Regions from separate parts of the Homo sapiens genome. Here region 1 is linked to region 2. Evidence: chromatin contacts called from ENCODE Hi-C or POLR2A ChIA-PET data. All regions are on one chromosome and are shown on one strand. The core of a region is the stretch at or near the end of the contact, and the rest is flanking DNA. Distances in the headings are between cores, read along the strand shown.

What was found. A loop is a pair of places that touch in the nucleus more often than their neighbours do. ChIA-PET counts read pairs that join two places held with the same protein, here RNA polymerase II (POLR2A). Pooled maps may share reads with other maps.
Region 1: a loop to region 2 is called in a pooled map, with 4 times the contacts of the local background. The contact joins two enhancer-like sites. A Hi-C loop is called at or near these places in 2 of 37 single-sample maps with no recorded cell type and 2 of 50 pooled maps. POLR2A ChIA-PET finds 5 or more read pairs at or near these places in 2 of 52 experiments (GM12878 and activated naive CD8-positive, alpha-beta T cell).

Annotation. Positions count from the first base shown.
Region 1 is chr17:77,102,877-77,109,943 of GRCh38, reverse strand. It overlaps a transcript of SEC14L1 not described here. Among named protein-coding and RNA genes, the nearest start is that of MIR6516, 17 kb to the right of the region's middle. RefSeq lists enhancers at 2,073-2,402, 2,516-3,180, 3,243-3,292. Within about 2 kb of position 1,634, at least 5 of the 41 ENCODE cell types and tissues checked have a DNase peak (open chromatin) inside an H3K27ac peak, as active enhancers do; they include GM12878, where a contact is called at or near this core.
Region 2 is chr17:77,463,376-77,470,149 of GRCh38, reverse strand. All of the region lies in intron 3 of SEPTIN9 (septin 9), which reads right to left. Among named protein-coding and RNA genes, the nearest start is that of MIR4316, 70 kb to the right of the region's middle. RefSeq lists enhancers at 942-1,494, 2,640-3,392, 3,393-4,144, 4,096-4,225, 4,826-4,885. Within about 2 kb of position 4,724, at least 26 of the 41 ENCODE cell types and tissues checked have a DNase peak (open chromatin) inside an H3K27ac peak, as active enhancers do; they include GM12878, where a contact is called at or near this core.

The DNA.
Region 1 (7,067 bases), core at 385-2,884, 360 kb after region 2:
CTACAAATTATGATGAATTATGATGCTATTTTCAAAAAAAGAGGCATATTAGGATATCAGCATTTTACGCATTTAGTTAATGTAACAGCTAACAGTCTGCTAAACTGTGGTGAGGCTGGGGACTCTAGTGGCTGGAAATGAGTAGATGCTAAGTACTGGTAGACTGTTTTGTTCCTTTTAGAACATATGGAACGGCATATCCTTCCAAGGCTGAGCATTAAACAATAAAAGCTACAGAAAGCAAAGAGAAAATATACCTTTGAACAGTTAGTTTCAGTTCGTTCTCTTTCAGAGTGTTAAACAAAAATCATAGGAGGCCCTTGTTTTGGACTAAACTCCTGCACTAGGCCCCAAAAGACCAGACAAAAATCAAAATGGAGTCACCCGTGCTCAGCAAACCAACACTGAGTTGTTATCTGACTTCCCAAGAAATCAGGCGAGAGAAATAGCAGCCTAATTTCCCAAGGAGGCCAGTTTCAGTCTCAAGTCAGCATGCTAATGAAGTTCCCTCTGTTTTAACCCTTACAACAAACAGTAACTTGGTGGGCTCTGTGACCCACGCCTATGATCCCAGCACTTTGGGAGGCCCAGGCAGGAGGATCACGTGAGGCTGGGAGTTTGAGACCAGCCTGGGCAACATAGCAAGATATCATCTCTATAAGAAAAAAGAGATGTAACTGTGACTGGTTATCTTTTTCTTGTTGTCTTTGTATTGTCCTGTATCTCTTCCTGCCTTACAAAGAATTTAACTTTGAAATGACCAATATGCTTTTTGTTCTGTTTCTGCTTTCTTCAGCCCTTAGTCTATAAAGCCAAACCCCAGGCTGGGTGCGGTGGCTCACGCCTGTAATCCCAGCACTTTGGGAGGCCAAGGCAGGATGATCACCTGAGGTCAGAAGTTTGAGTCCAGCCTGACCAACATGGTGAAACCCCATCTCTACTAAAAATACAAAAATTAGCTGGTGTGGTGGCTGGCACCTGTAATCCCAGCTACTTGGGAGGCTGAGCCAGAAGACTCGCTTGAAACCGGGAGGCAGAGGTTGCAGTGAGCTGAGATCAAGCCACTGCAGTTCAGCCTGGGTGACAGAACCAAACTCTGTCTCAAAAAAAAAAAAAGAAACAGATGACATATACATTCTTTTTTTTTTTTTTTTTTGGAGACAGAGATGAATGTATATATACATGTCAGCTGTTTCTTTTTTTTTGAGACAGAGCCTGGCTCTGTCGGCCACACTGGAATGCAGTGGCATGATCTTGGCTCACTGCAACTTCCGCCTCCCAGGTTCAAGCGATCCTCCTGCCTCAGCCTCCTGAGTAGCCCAGACTACAGGCATGCACCACCATGACTGGCTAATATTTTTGTATTTTTAGTAGAGACAGGGTTTCGCCATGTTGCCCAAGCTGGTCTCAAACTCCTGACCTCAAGCCATCTGCCCGCCTCTGCTCCCAAAGTGCTGGGATTACAGGCGTGAGCCACCACACCTGGCCTATACATTCATATTCTATGCTGGGGTCCCATCCCTCTGGCCCTCTGTTTCAGTTACCTGTGGGAAGAACCCACACGAACCATAGGGCTGCCACCTCCCAACTGTCCAGAGGAGACACACTGGACCCAGGTCTGTAGCAAGGGCTTCCTGCCGGACAGAACTGGGTTATGACGACCACGTTTAATGCAGAAACTCGGGACTCTGGATGGGGAAAGTGGAGCTCAGATAGTGCCGAGATGAGTCATCACCATGGGCTTTATTGAGCACATTTATATGGCAGCACTGCACACTCGCCCAAACAGCTGGAGGAAAGCTGCTCAAATGGGGAGAATCTAAGTCCGTGTGTGTGTGCGTGCGCATGGTATGGGGGGGCATGGAACAGGGGGCTGAAAACTGACACAAACATTTATACTGGCTGGGAGCAGTGGCTCACACCTGTAATTTTAACACTTTGGGAGGCGGAGGTGAGAGGATCGCTGGAGCCCAGGAGTTTGAGACCAGCCTGGGCAACATAGTGAGACCCCGTCTCTGTTTTTAAATAAATAAATAAAAAGTCAATACCAAATTGTGTTCAGAGACTGTGGGCTAAAACCAGCCAGCATGGCTCCTTTCTCAAAGGGACTTTCAGGCATCTGTGATAGTGTCAGCAAGCTCCAAGTAAAGCTTGAAAACCAACTCAGCCGTCAGCGCGTGGGAAACCTTTAGAACGCCACTGTGGAGAAGCCTTTGCTGTTGTTGCAAGAAAGTCAAGGAGGGCACCTTTACGTCACCGGGAATCCCCCAAGCCCCTCGGTGTGTGAGGAGGTTGCGGTTTATTCTGCCATCCACCGTTGTGGGTGGGGATCTTCTGACCTGGTCTACGGACTCCTGTATCTCATTTCTCTTTCCTGTTTTCTTGGACTTTCTCAATCTCTCTCCCCCTCTCTCCTTTTCATCTATGTCTTCATTAACTAGCATAACATAGAATAGAAATATATAATAGATTTTTTGTTTACTGAAAATACTTTTGAATTTTTTTCCATTTTTCATTAGTTTGAAACTACACGAAGGAGACTCTTTCTTTTCGTTCCTACCCAGCGCTCAATAGCTGTGTGACCTTGGCAAGTGATCGTCCCTGAGCCTCCATCCCTGTCTTTAAAGTGGAGATAAGGATGCCAGTCTCAGAAACTGTTCTGAGGATTAAATACCCAGAGCCTGGTGCCTGGAGCCTGGACCCCGGAGCCCGGAGCCTGGCGTGGGCTAAGTGGTCCTGAAGTGGAAGTGAGTTTTTGTTTGTGGCTCTTTGTTCTTTCCCCTGTGGGTCCACGGTGGTTGGCTGAATAAATTAGATTCTCCCCTGCCCCAGACTCTCAAGTCATTAAAGCTCTTCATTGATCAGCTGCTTCTCTCCAGTACTTAAGTGATCCTTGATGGTATATTACACCCCATGGGGGATGTGTGAACTCTTTTAGGTGATATGCAAATTACTGCTTTTCTGCAAAATGCCACCCTGGTGGCCGGATACAAGCATTCATGGGGAGTCAGCAAGGTGAACAGCAAAGAAAAGCCCGGGGCTGGAGAAGGAGAACGCAGCCTATTTCTCTCCTGAGAACCAAATAATTTTTCTTTTTTATTTTTTTTGAGAAAGGGTCTCACTCTGTTGCCTAGGTTGGAGTGCAGTGGCGCCACCAGGGCTCACTGCAGCCTCAACTTCCTGGGCTTAAGTGATTTTTCTCACTTCAGCCTCCTGAGTAGCTGGGACCACAGGTGCGGGCCACCACACCCAGCTAATTTATTTATTTATTTATTTTTTGAGATGGAGTCTCGCTGTGTTGCCCAGGTAGAGATGGGCTTTCACTATGTTAGCCAGGCTGGTCTCGAACTCCTGACCTCAGGTGATCCACCCGCCTCAGCCTCCCATAATTTTTTTGTTGTTTTATCTTTTTGAGATAAAGTCTCACTCTGTTGCCCAGGCTGGAGTGCAGTGACACGATCTCGGCTCACTGCAACCTCCGCCTCCCGGGTTCAAGCGATTCTCCTGCCTCAGTCTCCCGAGTAGCTGGGACTTCAGGTGCGTGCCACCACGTCCAGCTAATTTTTGTATTTTTAGTAGAGACGGGGTTTCACCATATTGGCCAGGCTGGTCTCAAACTCCTGACCTTGTGATCCGCCCACCTTAGCCTCCCAAAGTGCTGGGATTACAGGTGTGAGCCACCACACCTGGCCTCCTATAATTTTGAAATTATTTGTAGAAGACAGTCTCACTATGCTGCTCAGGCTGGTCTCCAACTCCTGGGCTCAAGCCATCCGCCAACCTCGGCTTCCCCAAGTGCTGGGATTACAGGCGAGAGCCACCATGCCCTGCCAGAACCAAATAATTTCAATGTCCCCTGGCCACGGAGAAGGAAAGTACAGGGTGATTTCCTTGATTCGTGGCAAAATTAGGTAGACGAACTGATATCCAGACTGACTTTTCCTTTTTTTTTTTTTCCTCTGAACTCTACTTATCTGCTTAAAAACAGAATCTCTCAAAATAATTCAACTGTCACAAATCCCCTCCCTGGGGCTTTTTAGGGAGTTTTGCACTAGGGAAGATTGTCTCCTCTCACCAGTCCCTCACCAGGATAAGCAATCACCTAAACAGCTGTTGTCACAAGACTAACATAAATCCCACCTGTGCTCCTCTGGGCCCATTCATCCTTCCTAAGAGTCCCCTGCTTCATGAAGATGGTATACAAGCCCCAGATCCTAACCACTTAACCTTGAGTCACATTTTTCTGTGAACTCTGGTGTACATGAATGTTTAAAAGTCTTTTCTCCTGTGAATCTTTCTTTGGTCAGTTTAATTTGCAGGCCTCCAACCATGAACATGAGGGTAAAGTTTTTCCTCCCTGACACAGGAGTTCACATCTCTGCACTATATCCTTACCATCATTTAATCTTTCGGAGGTTAATCTGAATGTTCTCTAAAACATGGGGGAATGGGACTATATCATGGAAAGAGGGTGGTAAGCACAATTTATAATATTACAGACTTACTAGGTACCCAGTACTTTGCAAATGGGACCTCCTTGAACTCTTTTTACGTGGGGTGGGGGGGGGGGTGGTCAGCGAGGAGCATGTCACAGGCTAGAGTCACTTTCTTGTTCACGAACACTGACCACACACTTGAGCCCTGTCTGGGTATAGGGGTAAACAAGACAGTCACCATGGCCCTGGAGTGGACTTTCCAGTTGAAGGCGTGAAAGGAAAATATCTTGGGCCCCCAAAATCACTAAGGAAAAATCCAGCTGGAAACTGCTTAGGGCCAACCTGCCTCCCCTTCTATTCAAAGTCGCCCCCCTGCTCACTGAGACGGATGCATATCCGATCGCCTTCTTTGGAAAGGCTCATCAGAAACTCAAAAGAATGAAACCGCGTCTCACCAATCTGTGACCTGGAAGCTCCCTTCCTGAGTCTTCCTTCCTTTGCTTCAAGTTATCCTGGCTTTCCAGAGACCGAACCAATGTACTTCTTAACATATATTGATTGATGTCTCCTGTCTCCCTAAGATGTATAAAACCAAGCTGTGCCCTGACCACCTTGGGTATGTGTCCTCAGGACCTCTTGAGGCTGTGTCACAGGTACGTGTCCTCAACCTTGACACACACACACACAAAAAAAAACTTTCTTTTTTTTTTTTTTTTTGAAATGGAGTCTCACTCTGTTGCCCAGGCTAGAGTGCAGTGGCGCAATCTCGGCTCACTGCAACCTCCACCCCCTGGGTTCAAGCGATTCTCCTGCCTTAGCCTCCTGAGTAGCTGGGATTCCAGGTGCCTGCCACCAGGCCCAGCTAATTTTTGTATTTTTAGTAGAGATGGGGGTTTCACCATCTTGGCCAGGATGGTCTTGATCTCCTGACCTCGTGATCCACCCTCCTCGGCCTCCCAAAGTGCTAGGATTATAGGCGTGAGCCACCACACCAGGCCAAAAACATAAACTTTCTAAATTAACAGAGAACTGTCTCAGATTTTCTGGGTTCACAAAGGGAGACAAAAAAAAAAAAAAGTAAACACAAGGCCGGGCGCAGTGGCTCACGCCTGTAATCCCAGCACTTTGGGAGGCTGAGGCGGGTGGATCATGAGGTCAGGAGATTGAGACCATTCTGGCCAAATGGTGAAATCCCGTCTCTACTAAAAATACAAAAATTAGCTGGGCGTGGTGGCAGGCACCTGTAATCCCAGCTACTCAGGAGGCTGACTGAGGCAGGAGAATTGCTTGAACCCAGAAGGCGGAGGTTGCAGTGAGCCGAGATCGCACCACTGCACTCTAGCCTGGGTGACAGAGGAGACTCTGTCTCAAAAAAAAAAAAAAAAAAGTAAATACAAAAAAGAGTCCTTTGGATACGGTCTCTGCTTTGATGATCTTGGGACAAAGTGAAGATGGGGTTCCTACTTTACGGTGGGAAGAGAGGGAGGGCCTCCCTGGTGGTATTGAGCTGTGAGCTGACTCACAAGAGGGAGTGGGAAGGACAGGGGCAGGGCGTGCCAGGTGGCAGGGTCAGCGAGTGCACAGGCTCTGGAGCAGGTCATAAGCAGGTGGCACTGGGACCCCGCCCGGTGCCGCCTGGATCCACGGTCTTCCCGCTGTGCATTGTATCCTCATAACCCCATGGAGCCGGGCCTTCTGGCAGCTCAGTGTCAAATGAAAAACAAATCCAGGCGTAGGAGGAGAGACTATTGGAAAGGATGACTGCAAGGGCTGGGGACAGTAACTACTGCCATGGAGAAGCACTTTGGGAGGCCGAGACAAGAGGATCACTTGAGATCAGGAGTTCAAGACTGGCCTGGCCAACATGGCAAAATATCGTCTCTACTAAAATACACAAAATCAGCTGGGCATGGGGGCGCATGCCTGTAATCCCAGCTACTTGGGAGGCTGAGGCAGGAGAATCGCTTGAGCCCAGGAGGCAGAGGTTGCAGTGAGCTGAGATGACACCACTGCCCTCCAGCCTGGGGTGAGGTTCTGTCTCAAAAACAAAACAAAACAACAACAAAAAAAAAACAACAACAAAAAAGAAAAATCTGGCTGGGCATGGTAGCTCATGCCTGTAATCCCGGGACTTTGGGAGGCCGAGGCAGGTGGATCACCTGAGGTCAGGAGTTCTAGACCAGCTTGGCCAACATGGTGAAACCCCATTTCTACTAAAAATACAAAAATTAGCCAGGCATGGTCACATGTGCCTGTAATCCCAGCTACTCAGGAGGCTGAGGTGGGAGAATTGCTTGAACCTGGGAGGCAGAGGTTACAGTGAGCTGAGATCGTGCCACTGCACTCCAGACCGGACTACAGAGGAAGACTCCCTCTCAAAAAAAAAAGAAAGAAAAATCATTTCAGGCCAAGCAGTGCTCATGCCTGTATTTCAGTACTTTAGGAGGCCGAGGTGGAGGATCACTTGAAGCCAGGAGTTCGAGTCCAGTCTGGGCAATATAGTGAGACCTCGCTTCTACTAAAAAATAGTAAAACAATTAGCCAGGCATGGTGGCATGCACCTGTATAGTCCCAGCTACTTGGGAGGCTGAGTAGGGGGGATCCCTCGAGCCCAGGAGTTCGAGGTCACAG
Region 2 (6,774 bases), core at 3,475-5,974:
TGAGTGGATGGGTAGATGAGTGGATGGACAGATGAGTGAATGAGTGGATGGGTGGATGAGTGGATGGATAGATGGGTGAATGAGTGGATGGGTGGATGAGTGAATGAGTGAATGAGTGGATAGGTGGATGAGTGGATGGGTGGATGAGTGCATAGATAGATGGGTGGATGGGTGGATGAGTGGATGGGTGGGTGAGTGGATGGGCAGGTGGATGAGTGGATGGATAGATGGGTAAATGAGTGGATGGGTGGATGAGTGAATGACTGTAGATAGGTGGATGAGTGGATGGGTGAATGAGTGGATAGATGGGTTGACAGGTGGATGAGTGGATGGGTGGATGGGTGGGTGCGTGGATGGGTGAGTGAGTGGATGGGTGGGTGGGTGGTAAGATGGGTGGATAGGTACATGGAGCCTATTCAAGGAGTCTCAGAAACACACACATACCCTTCCATCCCAGACTCTCCCCAGGAAAAAGCAGTGTGCATGGACCGCTACCTGGTCACACCTTGAGATAGCCACTTTCATCCTCTCTGGAACACCGCCTGGGGGGATGCAGCACAGGGCATCCAAGCAACCCCTGAGCTCAGGGTAGAGACACCAGGAAGCAGCAGGCAGGCCGTGACCCCGCAGGCCTGCTCCATGGCTCCTGCTGCCTGCACCATGGCATGAAGCTCAGATGCATCTCTGGACTTGGGGTTCTGACCAGATGGAGCCACCAATCCTCTGAAGAATGAAACACACAGGGGTCACCCTTGCCTCCTAGCTGCAGGGAATGACGACCACCCAGCCCTTCCTTTCCTCAAATCTTCTCCAGGCTTCTGTGCATGGCTCTGCTGACCTTCCTCCTGTCTCTGGCTATTCTCTCAGCCTCTGCCGTCTCCTCCTCCGCCCTCACCCACGGAGTCAGTCCTGGTGCCTTGAGAGCCCCTCTCCCTAGCTGACTTCACCCAGCCCCTGAGCATTCAATGCCAACAATGCCACCTTCTTTGTCCAGATTCACACTTGAGTGCCAGCCTGACTCACAGACGTGTCCCTGGGCCCCGCTGTGCCAGGCCCTCTGCTGGGTCCTGGGTATCTGCAGCCACTGTCACTGTCAAGCCCCAACATCTGAAGGCATCTTGAACCCAATGACCGTGCCCCAGGCTGAACTCTGGAGCTCTCATCTCACCTGCCTCCCACCCCATCCCCCATCTAAGTGAACAGCCTCTCCAGCCAACAGCTATTGCAGCTAGATCTCCAGGGGCCGGGCCTGGGCCCTCCATTTCCATTACTCCGAATCCACTCATCCATCCCAAACTCTCATCAATGTTAACCCAACACATCTCACAGCCACCACCATTAGCTGCCCCTGTCCGAATCCCTCCTCCTCAAAGCACCAGGGGGCGTGTGTAAAATTTACTAATCTGATGATTTCCCTCTATGAAGCCGTGACTGGTTTCCATTGCACCTGGGATATACCAGATTCCTGTGGCTCCAGAATCCTGCCTACCACCGACGTGCTGTGTGACCCTGAGCAAGTAACTTAACCACTCTGTGCCTCAATGTTCTTACATGTGAAATGGGATAATAACATCTGTCTCATAAGAATGCTGGGGATCAAATGAGATATTTATTTATGAAGCACATAGTGTTGTGCCTGGTCAGTAAATGCTTGAAGTCTTTGTTAACAAAACACACGCCCCTAACCTACTCTTCAGCTTCCATCCACGCACAGCCTCTCTGGCTGCCTTTCAGCTCTTCCAACAAGGCTACCCACAGAGGTCCTCCCTGCCGGGACCATCCCTTCCCCATGCTGTTCCTAGAACTCCCACTTGTTTTCCCGGGATAGCTCATCTACACTGGGTTCCTCAGTTTTTGTTTTGTTTTGTTTTGTTTTGTTTTTTTTGAGATGGAGTCTCACTCTGTCGCCCAGGCTGGAGTGCAGTGGCACTATCTGGGCTCACTGCAAGCTCTGCCTCCCGGGTTCACGCCATTCTCCTGCCTCAGCCTCCTGAGTAGCTGGGATTACAGGCGCCCGCCACCACGCCCGGCTAATTTTTTATATTTTTAGTAGAAACGGGGTTTCACCGTGTTAGCCAGGATGGTCTCGATCTCCTGACCTCGTAATCCGCCCGCCTCTGCCTCCCAAAGTGCTGAGATTACAGGCTTGAGACACCACGCCCAGCCTAGGTCCCTCAGTTCTTACACACGTGGCCCTCCGATTGCTGTCTGGGGTCTGTCGCATTCACTACCCACAAAACCTTACACGTCCGAAGCACCCAGTAAGACGCTGTGAATGAGTGAATGAATAAATGAATGAATGGCCAGTCTGCTGTCCTTTCGTCCGGCCCCTCGTCTCTCCCAGACCAGCATGGGGGCAGCCACGGTTCCCGTCTACCCCGGTAACACCGCTCCCTCTGTGCCGGCCGCGCTGGCCAGAGTCCTTTCCCACGGCGTCTCCGCGGCTTCGGTGTGTGGCCGCCTGTGAATGAGACTCATGATTTCCGGCTTCCACCATCCTTCTGGAGCCACAAAGCATTAAGGCGGAAGGATGGATGGGCTTCCTGGGACAGCCGGGGTGGGAGGCCGGTTCAGGAAATTTTCTTCAGGAAATGGTCAGTGTGGGATGAGGCGCCCGGTGGGAGGGGAGTGGAGTGGGGACTTGGGGCCTGGCTGTTCTGCAGCCAGGGACCCTAATCCCCACCCTCTTCCCCGCCCACTCCCCAACCCCAGTGCTGGGCTCAGGGCCCCTGGGGTCTCTCCCAGGAACACAGAAGACACAGTAAGGACCAGGGACACAGGACAGGCAGAGCCCATGGGCAGGAGGCCTCCAGCCAGTACACCTGAGCCTATGCCTGGCTCCAACCAGACACTGAGACCTTGGCCAGGCCACTCCCCACGCTGAGGCAGGGGGGCCCCTTAGAGGCCACTGGTCCCCAAGCACCGCGTGGAAGACATGCCACGGAGAGCTAGCATCTTCTGAGACACCAGCAGAAGGTCAGACGTCTCGCGGCCCAAGGATGACTTGGTCCCAGCGTCTATCCATCTGCCGTCCTGCATGAAAAGCCTGACGTGACATGGCCGGCCCCAGCGGAAGAGTGATTCGGGAACCGGCAGAGCGGATTTAGTAACTGGCAAACTGGATTTAGTAACTGAGACACTGCCAGGGGCTTGGTAGAAGTCCTCTAATGTACCAGACCCAGCCCTGACCCCCACAGAGCCCAGCCGAGCACTAAAAGGTGCAGAGGCCGAGCTGAGCACCAGGGGAACACTGACCCCAGGGCTGACCGGTGCTGTGCGTGCACTCTACAGTTTACAGACGGCTCACATTTACTCGATCGCATCTGACCCTCTCCTGCGAGGCCTTCCTCAGATTCTCCGTTCCCTAAAGTCATCAGTTGTGCCTTCTGAAATCAGAGCAAAGTAATAAAACTGCAGTAATAGCGTGTTCTTATGAACGCTGTGATGTTAGCTGGTTAAATGAGGGAGCCCCCAGGGTCTCCCACACTGCCCCGACCCTGTGTGCCTTCTGGTCCTGGCCTACCCTCCACACCTCCTGCTTCTCTTCTTTCTCCTCCTCCCGAGGACCCAGGGCCTGGGGTTGACCTACTGTGGGACTCCAACGGTGACCTCCTGGAAGAAATGCCCGCTTCTTCCTTCCACCCAGTAGTGACCCCTGGCTCGCTCACGCTCACGCAGCTAACACAGGCAGCAGCCGGAACCTGGAAGCTCCTGGGGTGGGAGCCTGTCCCCTCCCAGGCCCTTCCAGCCCGAACTCCGGGAAGGAGCTACATTCATATGGTAATTTCTCCCAAGGCTGGGAGGGGGAAGGGGCCTGGCCCGGGCCTGACCACTTTCCTGAGGCTGCGCCCACTGGGCCCTCCAAGCCAGCTGGGCTCCTCGGCTGCATCTCTGAGGGATGGTAACAGACTACAGTGCAAACTGCCTACCGGCTGGCTGGGCAGTGGGTGCCCAGATGCGGGCCAGGGCCTTCGCTTTACAGGCTGTGTGGTGGTTTAAAGTGGGCACTTTCATGGGCACACATTTGTGTTACAGTTTACTCGTGTGTGTGTGTGTGTGTGTGTGTGTGTGTGTGTGTGTGTGTGTGTGTGTGTGACAGTCCAGAAACATGGTAACTTATAGCTTCCCCAAGACGTTGGCCCTGGGAGACCTGCCCACCTGGGGGCCCCAGCACTTCCAGCCTCCCCCAGGAAGGTCTTGTCTCCCTTGGTTTGAAGTTGGCCCCAGGGAAGAATCCTCTCAGAAAAATAAAAGTCACTTCCCCCAGCCTCAGCCCAGCCTCCTTCCAGGGGTGAGTTACACCAAACTCACCCTCTCCCTCCCCTCCCACTTCCTCTCTCACGCTGCAACTAGCTGCAAGTGGCTCACCCACCCAGGCCTGCCAGTCTACCACAGAAAAGACACTCGAACTTTGCATTTCCCCTTTCTGACTTGTTCTGGGCTCCAACAGGCAAAGGAAACTGGAAGTCAGCAGCCAGGACCCAGCTGCAGGCCCCCGGGGTCACTCTGCGTCCCCACCCCAGCCCCACCCATCCCTGCGTTGATTCAATGTCCATTCATCCTAGTTCATGGAGCGAGGCCTGGACTCAAGATAAAACAAAGGGGGCTTTGGCCTCCTGGGGCTCACAGTGCCCGGTGCCGGCGAGACAACCTCAGAGCACAGCACAGAGAAATGGCTGCGACACGGACTCGCAGCACCTGGCTGGCCAAGCACAGCAATGCACCCCCACCAGGCCTGGGTCCCTCAGCAGACACATGGCTTAAAGGCTGGTTGGCTAAACCACATGATCTTGCAATTACCCAAGAGAAATGAAAACATGTTCACACAAAAACCTGTAGACCAGCACTCACTGCAGAATTCTTCACAACAGAATTATGCCAAAAAGCAGAAACAACCCAAATGTCCATCAGCAGATGAAGAGATACACAGTGTGGTCTATCCACGATGGAATATTATTCGGCCATGAAAAAGAATGAAGCACCAGCACCTGCTACAATGTGGATGAGCCTTGAAAATATTCTACCAAGTGAAAGGAGCCAGACACCAAGGCCACATACTGTACGATTCCACTTATACAAACTATCTAGAACAGGTGAATTCATAGAGACGAAGGCAGATGAGCGGTGGCTAGGGGCTGAGAGCCCGGAGTTGGGAATGGGGATTGGCTAATGGGGGCAGGGTCTCTTTTGGGGATGATGAAATGTGCTGGGATTAATGGCGATGGCTGTGTAACTGTGATGGTTAATTTCCTGTGTCAGCCGGGCGCAGTGGCTCATGCCTGTAATCCCAGCACTTTGGGAGGCTGAGGCGGGTGGATCACGAGGTCAGGAGATTGAGACCACGGTGAAACCCCATCTCTACTAAAAATACAAAAAAAAAAATTAGCCGGGTGTGGTGGTGGGCACCTGTAGTCCCAGCTACTCGGGAGGCTGAGGCAGGAGAATGGCGTGAACCTGGGAGGCGAAGCTTGCAGTGAGCCAAGATCGCGCCACTGCACTCCAGCCTGGGCGACAGAGCGAGACTCCGTCTCAAAAAAAAAAAAAAAAATTTCTGTGTCAACTGGACTGGGCTATGGGGCACCTAGGTAACCGGTCAAACATTATTCTGAGTGTGTCTGTGAAGGTGTTTTTGGATGAGTTTAATATTTAACCCTTTTACCTTTTAGAAAGTTCAGCTCACTGCCAGCACTCACTTAATTTTACATAAACACGCTCTTTGAGGCTGAAGCAAATCTGACTGGATGCTCTGTGTGAAAATTAAATATAAAAACTGGCCAGGCGTGGTGGCTCACGCCTGTAATCCCAGCGCTTTGGGAAGCCGACATGGGCCAATTATTTGAGGTCAGGGGTTCGAGACTAGCCTGGTCAACCTGGTGAAACACCGTCTCTACTAAAAATACAAAAAATTAGCCACGTGTGGTGGCAGGCACCTTGTAATCCCAGCTAAACTCAGGAGGCTAAGACTGGAGAATCACTTGAACCCAGGAGGCAGAGGTTGCAGTAAGCCGAGATCGTGCCACTGCACTCCAGCCTGGGCAACAGAGAGAGTCCGTCTCAAAAAACAAAAAAATTAAAAAGAAAAAAAATTTTTTAAATTGTTCCTGCAGTTATTTCTAAGCAAAACAACAGAGTCATCTGAGTCGTCTATTCTGGAAAAATCAGATTCATCAAATGAATCTTCAGCCAACAACTGATCAAGAACAATGTTAACATCACTTGTAGGAATGCTGTGTTCTCTAGGATTTGACATTTTCAGCGATCGAGAATTACTATTTTTTTTTAAATTTTATTTATTTATTTATTTTTTGAGATGGAATCTTGCTCTGTCGTCCAGGCTGGAATGCAATGGCGCGATCTCGGCTCACTGCAACCTCTGCCTCCCGGGTTCAAGCAATTCTCCGGCCTCGGCCTCCCAAGTAGCTGGGATTACAGGTGCCTACCACCACGCCTGGCTAATTTTTGTATTTTTAGTAGAGATGGGATTTCACCATGTTGGCCAGGCTGGTCTCCAACTCCTGGCCTCAGGTGATCAGCCTGCCTCAGCTTTCCCAAGTGCTAGGATTACAGGCATGAGCCACCACACCCAGCTGAGAATTACCATTTTTTTTTAAAGGAAATACCACTACTAAAAATGGAATGCTATAAACAGAATGATGTCTTTTGTTTCCAAAGTCGATATACTAGAGTGATGTGAAAATAATAATAAAAGCAAGATACTTCCCGGCAAATTTATCTTGGGGTGAACGCTGCAGCCACAAGCACTGCTGGTGAGTA